2 separate regions of the Homo sapiens genome follow, and region 2 is linked to region 1. A link is an interaction called in ENCODE POLR2A ChIA-PET data of the cell type or tissue named here. Cell type or tissue: CD4-positive, alpha-beta T cell. All regions are shown on one strand. Links, peaks and the distances in the headings refer to the core of each region. The heading gives the core; the rest is flanking DNA.

Evidence for each region. Peaks named below come from ENCODE experiments on the same cell type or tissue, not always from the same donor. Only the 100,000 strongest peaks of a DNase experiment are listed, where the experiment ranks them.
Region 2: POLR2A ChIA-PET joins it to region 1 with 5 read pairs; 2 of 35 experiments call an interaction of 5 or more read pairs at or near these places.

The regions. Positions count from the first base shown.
Region 1 is chr17:35,262,622-35,267,022 of GRCh38, forward strand. It overlaps SLFN5 (schlafen family member 5), which reads left to right. Exons shown (of 5, transcript NM_144975.4): 4 at 1,562-2,282; 5 at 2,451-4,401. The coding sequence ends at 3,267. Among named protein-coding and RNA genes, the nearest start is that of SLFN5, 22 kb to the left of the region's middle. In CD4-positive, alpha-beta T cell, for the core only: no CTCF peak of the experiment used is centred there; no DNase peak of the experiment used is centred there.
Region 2 is chr17:35,339,023-35,343,423 of GRCh38, forward strand. No RefSeq gene overlaps it. Among named protein-coding and RNA genes, the nearest start is that of SLFN11, 32 kb to the right of the region's middle. In CD4-positive, alpha-beta T cell, for the core only: no CTCF peak of the experiment used is centred there; DNase peaks (open chromatin) are centred at 2,499 and 2,769.

The DNA of each region.
Region 1 (4,401 bases), core at 170-4,169:
GGAGACCGAGGTGGGAGGATCACTTGAGCCCAGGAGTTCAAGACCAGCCTAGGCAACATGGTGAAACTCTGTCTCTACAAAGAAATACAAAAATTAGCTGCATGTGGTGGCATGCACTTGTAGTCCCAGCTACCTAGAAAGCTGAGGTGGGAGAATCACCTGAGCTCAGGAAGTAGAGGCTGCAGTGAGCCATGATCATACCATTGTACCCCAGTTTAGGTGACAGAGCAAGACCCCGTCCCCCCCAAAAAAAAGTCTCCATGCTGTCCCTTTTTAGTCAAACTCTCCCCAAATCCCTAACCTCTAGCATCCATTGATCTGTTGCCTGTACCTATAGTTGTGCTTTACAGAATGTCAGGTAAGTGAAACCATACAGTACGTAATCTTGCCAGGTGTTAAGATGGCACTCTAATGCCTTCCTCACCATCCTTGTTTCCACCTCTTTGCCTCGCACTTTGGATGTCAGCAACACAAACTGCTTGGAGTGACCTGAATGGACCTTGCTTTTTATTTATTTATTTTTTTTTGAGACAGGATCTCACTCTGTTGTGCAGGCTGGAGTGCAGTGGTGTGACCTCAGCTGGCTGCAACCTCCGCCTCCTGGGTTTAAGCGATTCTCGTGCCTCAGCCCCCCGAGTGGGTGGGATTACAGGCACGCACCACCATGCCCGGCTAAGTTTTGTATTTTTTGTAGAGATGGGGTTTCACCATGTTGGCCAGGCTGGTGTTGAACTCCTGGGCTTAAGTGATCCAACTGCCTCGGCCTCCCATGGTGCTGGGATTACAGGCATGAGCCACCACGCCCGGCTTCCTTGCTGTTTCTTGTCCCTGAGTGTTAGTCATGTGCCCTCTTTTGACCATGTCTCTATTCTCCTCTTCAACTCACTAACTCCAAGTCATCCTTTAATAATCAGCTCAGGGCTGGGTGCGGTGACGCACGCCTGTGATCCCAGCACTTTGGGAGGCCCAGGCGGGCAGATCACTTGAGCCCAGGAGTTTGAGACCAGCCTGGCCAACATGGTGAAACCCCAGCTCTACTAAAAATACAAAAATTAGCCAGGCTTGGTGGCACACGCCTTTGGTCCCAGCTACTTGGGAGGCTGAGGCAGGAGAATCACTTGAACCCAGGAGACAGAAGTTGCAGTGAGCCGAGATCGCACCACTGGTGCGACAGAGCAAGACTCCATCTCAAAAAAAAAAAAAAAGAAGAAGAAAGAAAAAGAAAAAAGAAAAAAAAGAATCAGCTCAGGTGTTTCCTTCTTCATAAAGACTTTCATATTTTCTTCTTTCCTAAATTGTACCTTTCCTTGGTATTCACATAATACTTTCTGTCCTTCTCTCTAGTTGTATTGACCACTTTTTACCATAATTATTATTGTCTGTTTATACCAGCTAATTAGCGCCCCATCAAAATAAGAATTGTTTATCTTTTTATTACTAATGTATAACCTATTGTAGATACATAGTAGAGTCCCAGTGTTGATTAATTCTTCTACGTATAATGATGATTACTAGCTTGTCTGAGGCTTTTCTAATTTCTTCCCATCCTTTCCCTGTCTAGTATTTTCAGACAGAGTGGTATATACTCCAGAAAGCCTCTACAAGGAACTCTTCTCACAACATAAAGGACTCAGAGACTTAATAAATACAGAAATGCGCCCTTTCTCTCAAGGAATATTGATTTTTTCTCAAAGCTGGGCTGTGGATTTAGGTCTGCAAGAGAAGCAGGGAGTCATCTGTGATGCTCTTCTAATTTCCCAGAACAACACCCCTATTCTCTACACCATCTTCAGCAAGTGGGATGCGGGGTGCAAGGGCTATTCTATGATAGTTGCCTATTCTTTGAAGCAGAAGCTGGTGAACAAAGGCGGCTACACTGGGAGGTTATGCATCACCCCCTTGGTCTGTGTGCTGAATTCTGATAGAAAAGCACAGAGCGTTTACAGTTCGTATTTACAAATTTACCCTGAATCCTATAACTTCATGACCCCCCAGCACATGGAAGCCCTGTTACAGTCCCTCGTGATAGTCTTGCTTGGGTTCAAATCCTTCTTAAGTGAAGAGCTGGGCTCTGAGGTTTTGAACCTACTGACAAATAAACAGTATGAGTTGCTTTCAAAGAACCTTCGCAAGACCAGAGAGTTGTTTGTTCATGGCTTACCTGGATCAGGGAAGACTATCTTGGCTCTTAGGATCATGGAGAAGATCAGGAATGTGTTTCACTGTGAACCGGCTAACATTCTCTACATCTGTGAAAACCAGCCCCTGAAGAAGTTGGTGAGGTATGCTGCTTGTCTGTGTTCACTTTATTTTCTTGAGTGACTGTGGCTGGTGTGGCTTTCAGTTTACTTGCTAAAATTCATATTGTATTTACCATGACCAGAGGGGTTTAAGAGTAGAATCTGCTTTCTTTGTTTCATTGGGGAAAAACCTGACTCTGTTTCTTACAGTTTCAGCAAGAAAAACATCTGCCAGCCAGTGACCCGGAAAACCTTCATGAAAAACAACTTTGAACACATCCAGCACATTATCATTGATGACGCTCAGAATTTCCGTACTGAAGATGGGGACTGGTATGGGAAAGCAAAGTTCATCACTCAGACAGCAAGGGATGGCCCAGGAGTTCTCTGGATCTTTCTGGACTACTTTCAGACCTATCACTTGAGTTGCAGTGGCCTCCCCCCTCCCTCAGACCAGTATCCAAGAGAAGAGATCAACAGAGTGGTCCGCAATGCAGGTCCAATAGCTAATTACCTACAACAAGTAATGCAGGAAGCCCGACAAAATCCTCCACCTAACCTCCCCCCTGGGTCCCTGGTGATGCTCTATGAACCTAAATGGGCTCAAGGTGTCCCAGGCAACTTAGAGATTATTGAAGACTTGAACTTGGAGGAGATACTGATCTATGTAGCGAATAAATGCCGTTTTCTCTTGCGGAATGGTTATTCTCCGAAGGATATTGCTGTGCTTTTCACCAAAGCAAGTGAAGTGGAAAAATATAAAGACAGGCTTCTAACAGCAATGAGGAAGAGAAAACTGTCTCAGCTCCATGAGGAGTCTGATCTGTTACTACAGATCGGTGATGCGTCGGATGTTCTAACCGATCACATTGTGTTGGACAGTGTCTGTCGATTTTCAGGCCTGGAAAGAAATATCGTGTTTGGAATCAATCCAGGAGTAGCCCCACCGGCTGGGGCCTACAATCTTCTGCTCTGTTTGGCTTCTAGGGCAAAAAGACATCTGTATATTCTGAAGGCTTCTGTGTGACAGGAAACCCAAGCCTAAGAAACAATTAAGTGGTTCTCATCTCTAATTAACTGTGAAACCATTTAATCCAAACATGTAAGCACACACTCACTTATTAAGTCACATACTTTTCTAGGTGCTGGGGATTGAGAACGAATCGATGTAAGATTCCTCCTTTAGGGCAGAGACAGACCACTGACAAATACACAGATAGACAAGGAATTTCCCATGGTAAAAAGGGATATCAGTAATTAGAGGACCGTGAGACTCAGAGATGTGTGTGTGTGTGTGTGTGTGTGTGTGTGTGTGTGCGCGCGCGCACGTGCACATGTGTGTAGGTAGATGGAGGGGGTGATTATTTTGGGTGGTCAGGGAAGTGCTCAGTGAGGGAAGAACTTGTCATGAGAATCTCTGAGCGTGCCAGGCAGACTCGGATATTTTTATAAATTTTTAACATGGCCACTTGCAGAAGAGCTTGAATGGGACGTGCAGCGAGAATGTGAAGGATGGAGCAGGTAGCTCATCTGGCCTTGTAGGTGCCGGGAACGGGCAAGACATGTTTTGAAATGTAAGATCACAGACTGTTTTTTGCAAGACCACATTATATTACTTTATTATTTTCTGCTTTTTCTTTTAACGACATTAGTGTTTTTGATCACTATATTTTAAAATGCTTTTTGTGAGCCTTTTGGTTATGTGGAATCTGTTCCTTAGCTCTGATTTTTTATTCTTATGGAGCGTCTTAGGTTACTACATGAAGGTAAGACTGCCACAGTCCCCCAGGGAGGCACACTGTGTTTTACTGATTGATTTGAAGATGATAGAGAGCCTAGGGGGATGAGTCTATTGGACTCAAAGGTTACATTTTGTTTTTCCATTTAATTTAATAATCAACAAAACGACAAAGTCAGTTTAATATCTTTCTTCTGCTGAGTCTTCAGGATGTTAGCTAGTCTTTCAAAAGCCATTGCTACAAAAGTGCAAATTTCTCATTTCCTGTGGGTCTCTAGAAACTCTCTCAATATTTAAAGCCAAACAAATCCATCTTTTCTGAGAGACAGAAACTAAAAAATTCAGAGTTAATTCACTATTAAAAACAGCAAGGCCCTGCTATTTCCCAAGAATAAAGAAATTTAAAATTCTCATTGTAAGAAG
Region 2 (4,401 bases), core at 270-4,269, 77 kb after region 1:
TTCGACTTTTTTAGATTCCACATATAAGTGGAATCATGTAGTAGTTGTCCTTCTGTGGCTGGCTTATTTCACTTAGCATAATGTCCTCCAGGTTCATCCACCTTGTTGCAGATGACAGAATTTTCTTCTTTTCTAAGTCTGAATAGTATTCCCGTGTGTGTGTGTGTGTGTGTGTGTGTGTGTGTCTTACTTTCTTTAATCACACATGCATCAATGGACAGTTTTGGTTAATTCCATATCTTGGCAATTATTAATAATACTACAACAAACATGAGATTGTAGATACTTCATTGATCTACTGATTTCATATCTTTCAGACATATACCCAGAAATAGGATTGCTGCATCATATGATAGCTATGTTTATTTTTAATTTTTTTTAGAAATTAGATTTCACTCTGTTGCCCAGGCTAGAGTGCAGTGGTGGCATCCTAGATCACTGCAGCCTCAACCTCGTGAGCCCAAGTGATCCTCCCGCCTCAGCCTACAGAGCAGCTGGGAACACAGGCTCATGCCACCATGCCCAGGTAATTTTTAAAAATGTTTTGTAGAGATAAGGTCTTGTTGTGTTGCCCAGGCTGGTCTCAGATTCCTGGCTTCAAGTGGTCTCCCTGCCTTAGCTTCCGAAAGTGCTGGGATTACAGGTGTGAATCACTTAGCCTGGCATATTTTTAATTTTTTGAGGAACTGCCATATTGTTTTCTCTAATGGCTGCACTAATTTAAGTTCCCACCAACAGTGTGCAGATACTCCCTTTTCTCCACATCCTTGCCAACACTTATCTTTTGTCTTTTTAGTAATAGCTGCATGAGTATGAGATGAGATGATACCTCTTTGTACTTTTAATTAATATTTCCTTCATTATTAGTAATATTGAACACTTTTTCATATACCTATTGGCCATTGAAATGTCTTCTTTTGAGAAATGTCTACTCAGATACTTTGCTCATTTTTAAATTAAATTATTTGTTTCCTTGCTATTGAATTGTTTGAGTTCTTTTTATATTTTAGATACTAACCCCTTATTAGATGTATGGTTTGCAAATATTTTCTCTCCTTCTGTAGGTTGTCTCCATTCCTTTGATAATTTCCTTTGCTGTGCAAAAGCTTTTTGTTTTATGTCATTCATTTGTCTTTTTTTGCTTTTGTTGCCTGTACTTTTGGGGTCATATTCCAAACATTCATTGCCAAGACCAACATCAATAAATCACCCTTTGGGTTTTCTGCCAGTGGTTTTATAGTTTCAGCTTTTACATGTAAGTCCTTAATCAATTTCGGGTTTATTTTTATGTGGTATGAGATAAGGACCCAATTTCATTCTTCTGCATTGGATATCCAGTTTTCCCAACACTATTTATTGGAAAGAGTATCCTTTCACCATGTATGTTCAAGGTAACTTTCTCAAGGTTGCTTGGCCTATGAACGTATATATTTATCTCTGGGATCTCTATTCTGTTTCATTGGTCTATATGACTCTCTTTATGCCAGTACGATGCTGTTTTGATTACTATAGCTTTGTGCTACATTTTGAAATCAGGTAGTGTAAAGTCTCCTGCTTTGTTCTTCTTACTCAAGATTGCTTAGGCTATTTGGGATCTTTTGTGGTTCCATAGAAATTTTAAGACTGTTTTTCTATTTCTGTGGAAAATGTCCTTGGAATTTTGATAGAAATTGTAGTGAACCTGTAGTTCACTTTGGGTAGAATAAACATTTCAACAATATTAATTCTTCCAATCCATGAACATGGGATATCATTTCATTTATTAGTGTCGTCTTCAATTTCTTTCATCAATGTTTTATAATTTTTAATGTGCAGATCTTTCACTCCCTTTGTTCAACTTATTGCTAAGTATTTTTTTTGTAGCTATTGTAAATGGGATTGTTTTCTTGATTTCTTTTCTTTCCTTTTTTTTTTTGTGTTTTTTTTTTTTGTTTTGTTTTTTTGAGACAGAGTCTCATTTTGTTACCCAAGCTGGAGTGCAGTGGCTTGATCTTGACTCACTGCAACTTCCACCTCTTGGGTTCAAGTGATTCTCCCACCTCAACCTCCCGAGTAGGTGGGATTACAGGTGTCCACCACCATGCCCAGCAAATTTTTGTATTTTTAGTACAGACAGCATTTTACCATGTTGGCTAGGCTGGTCTCAAACTCCTGACCTCAAGTGATCCACCCTCCACAGCCTCCCAAAGTGCTGGGATTATAGGTGTGAGCCACCACGCCTGGCTGATTTCTATTTTGCATAGTTGTTATCGGACAGAAACACTGCTGATTTTTGCATTTCTAGTTTTGTACCTTGTAACTTTACCAAATGTGTTAATTAGTTCTAACAGTTCCTGTGGAGTTTTTAGGGTTTTCTTGTAGGGAGACCCCCTGAAACTATTGCTACAGAATAAAAGATGAAATGCTCCTGATTATTATAAATACAAAATTGCATGCAGGATTGTGTAAAGACAATGCAAGGTTGGGCTGCCTGAATGAGCCAACAGCACATGATGTGCTTCCTCCTGCAGAGAGCCTATAAACGGATGTGCAGTCAGGGAGGTTTCACATCACCAATATTCTTATCCCAGAAAAGCAGATGTTCACAGCTCTGGGAATGGAATGCGACCCTTGTGGAGAGCCTATAAATGGACGCATGAGGGGCGGCCATTCATATGTATAAAATAGGGTTTTAAATGCCCTTATCTTGCCATGGCTCTTCTAGGTCTCTTTAGGGTTAAGGCATACTCCCTTCTGAGAATTTGTGGTCTCACCGGTTGTCTAGTTTCACATCCTGTTTCCATCAATTGTTTGCAACCAGCTTTTGCTGCAACTGTTACTGCTGATTAATATCTTGCTAAACATAGGTTATGGATAGACTGTGTTTCTGTTTTAAGGCTCTGTTAAAAATCACTGACACACACACTGTATTGTAAATTCTTATCTCTGTATTCTGCACTTCTGCATACAGATGTTATGTTAAAGAATTACTTCATCCCCATGTGACCATCTCACCTCATAATCAAAGACCCTAAATCCCTCACTAACCTACCCCCACCCTCACTAAACTTAATAATAAATGCTGCTATATCCAGTGCATTCGTGGCATCACAAGACCAGAAGGCGGTGACCCCCCTGGACCCAGCTTTCACTATCTCGCATGTGTCTTTTATTTCTTGACCTGCCGATCCACCTGGGAACAAAGAAAGAGCCCCGTTGGATTGCAGGCTGCTGGTCAGATCCCACAATATTTTCCGTATATAATATCATGACATCTGCAAACACAGATAATTTTATTTTGTCCTTTCCAATTTGGGTGCCTTTTATTTCTTTTTCTTGCCTAATTGCTCTGGCTAAGAATTCAGTATCTCTTGAATAGAACCCATGGTTCCTGATTTCACTCTCAAGAGGGTGTCATTATCTTTTTCCACTTTTTTTTTTTTTTTTTTTTGAGATGGAGTCTCACTCTGTTGCCCTTCTTCCACTTTTAAAGTGGAAAGTTTCCCTTTTCTATTATTTTCTTCAACCACATTTAAAGCAGGAACTGGGGACTGTACCTTCCTTTAGAACTAACCAGCTTTCTCAACCTACTGCTTGCCCAAAGAATGTTGGAGTCCAAGGGTTGTGTTTAGTCTGAAAGCATCACAGTTTTTGCTTTCTGGATTTTAAAAATCTAGGTATGGCTCCTTGGCAATTTAACTTTCTCAAAAACTTCTTGTTGTTTTTCTAAATCTATACGGTCCCAGTTAACTCTGTGTGCTAATACAATTCAGTATTTTTGAGATGTGCTTCTCTCTTTAGATTTAATTATATTACCTTGAATTAGCAGGCTTTCATCAGAAAGCAATGCACTCAAGCTCTTTTCTCTGAGCAATTTTGTCTGAAAGGATTTATTGGCTGACATCTTAGTTGATTCAGAGGTTTCCACCATAGGTTTAATAGCTACTTATTAACTGCCTCTTTGCCAAAGACTGAGTTTGAATTTCTGTCTTTGTTACCCAAAGACATTCTCAGATTTTTTATTAGTTGAAGAAGAGAAATATTTGCAACTTCTTATTCTAAAAGTCCAAAAATGTGTAGACCATTTTCTTCCCTTCCTGCTTGCAAAGAGTTTAGTGCTTTTCCAAGCACATTTTTCCTCCCACCTTTTGTATTACCCTACCTAGTAGCGATCAAACTATATTACTAGCATCTGTTTCCTTACTTCTTCACTCAAATCCACAGGCTCATTTAATACATTATCTTCATTCTAAGTTATTAAAGGTGACTGTTTTGTCCAGTCTTTCACTGCTACAAAACAGGGGTTGACATTTTCCCAGCCTCCAATAATATTTTCTTCATTGCCCATCACTCAGCCCTGGAACCAAAGCCACAATTTAAATTATTTTGTTATGCAGCATCCCACTCTAAGCACCAATTTCT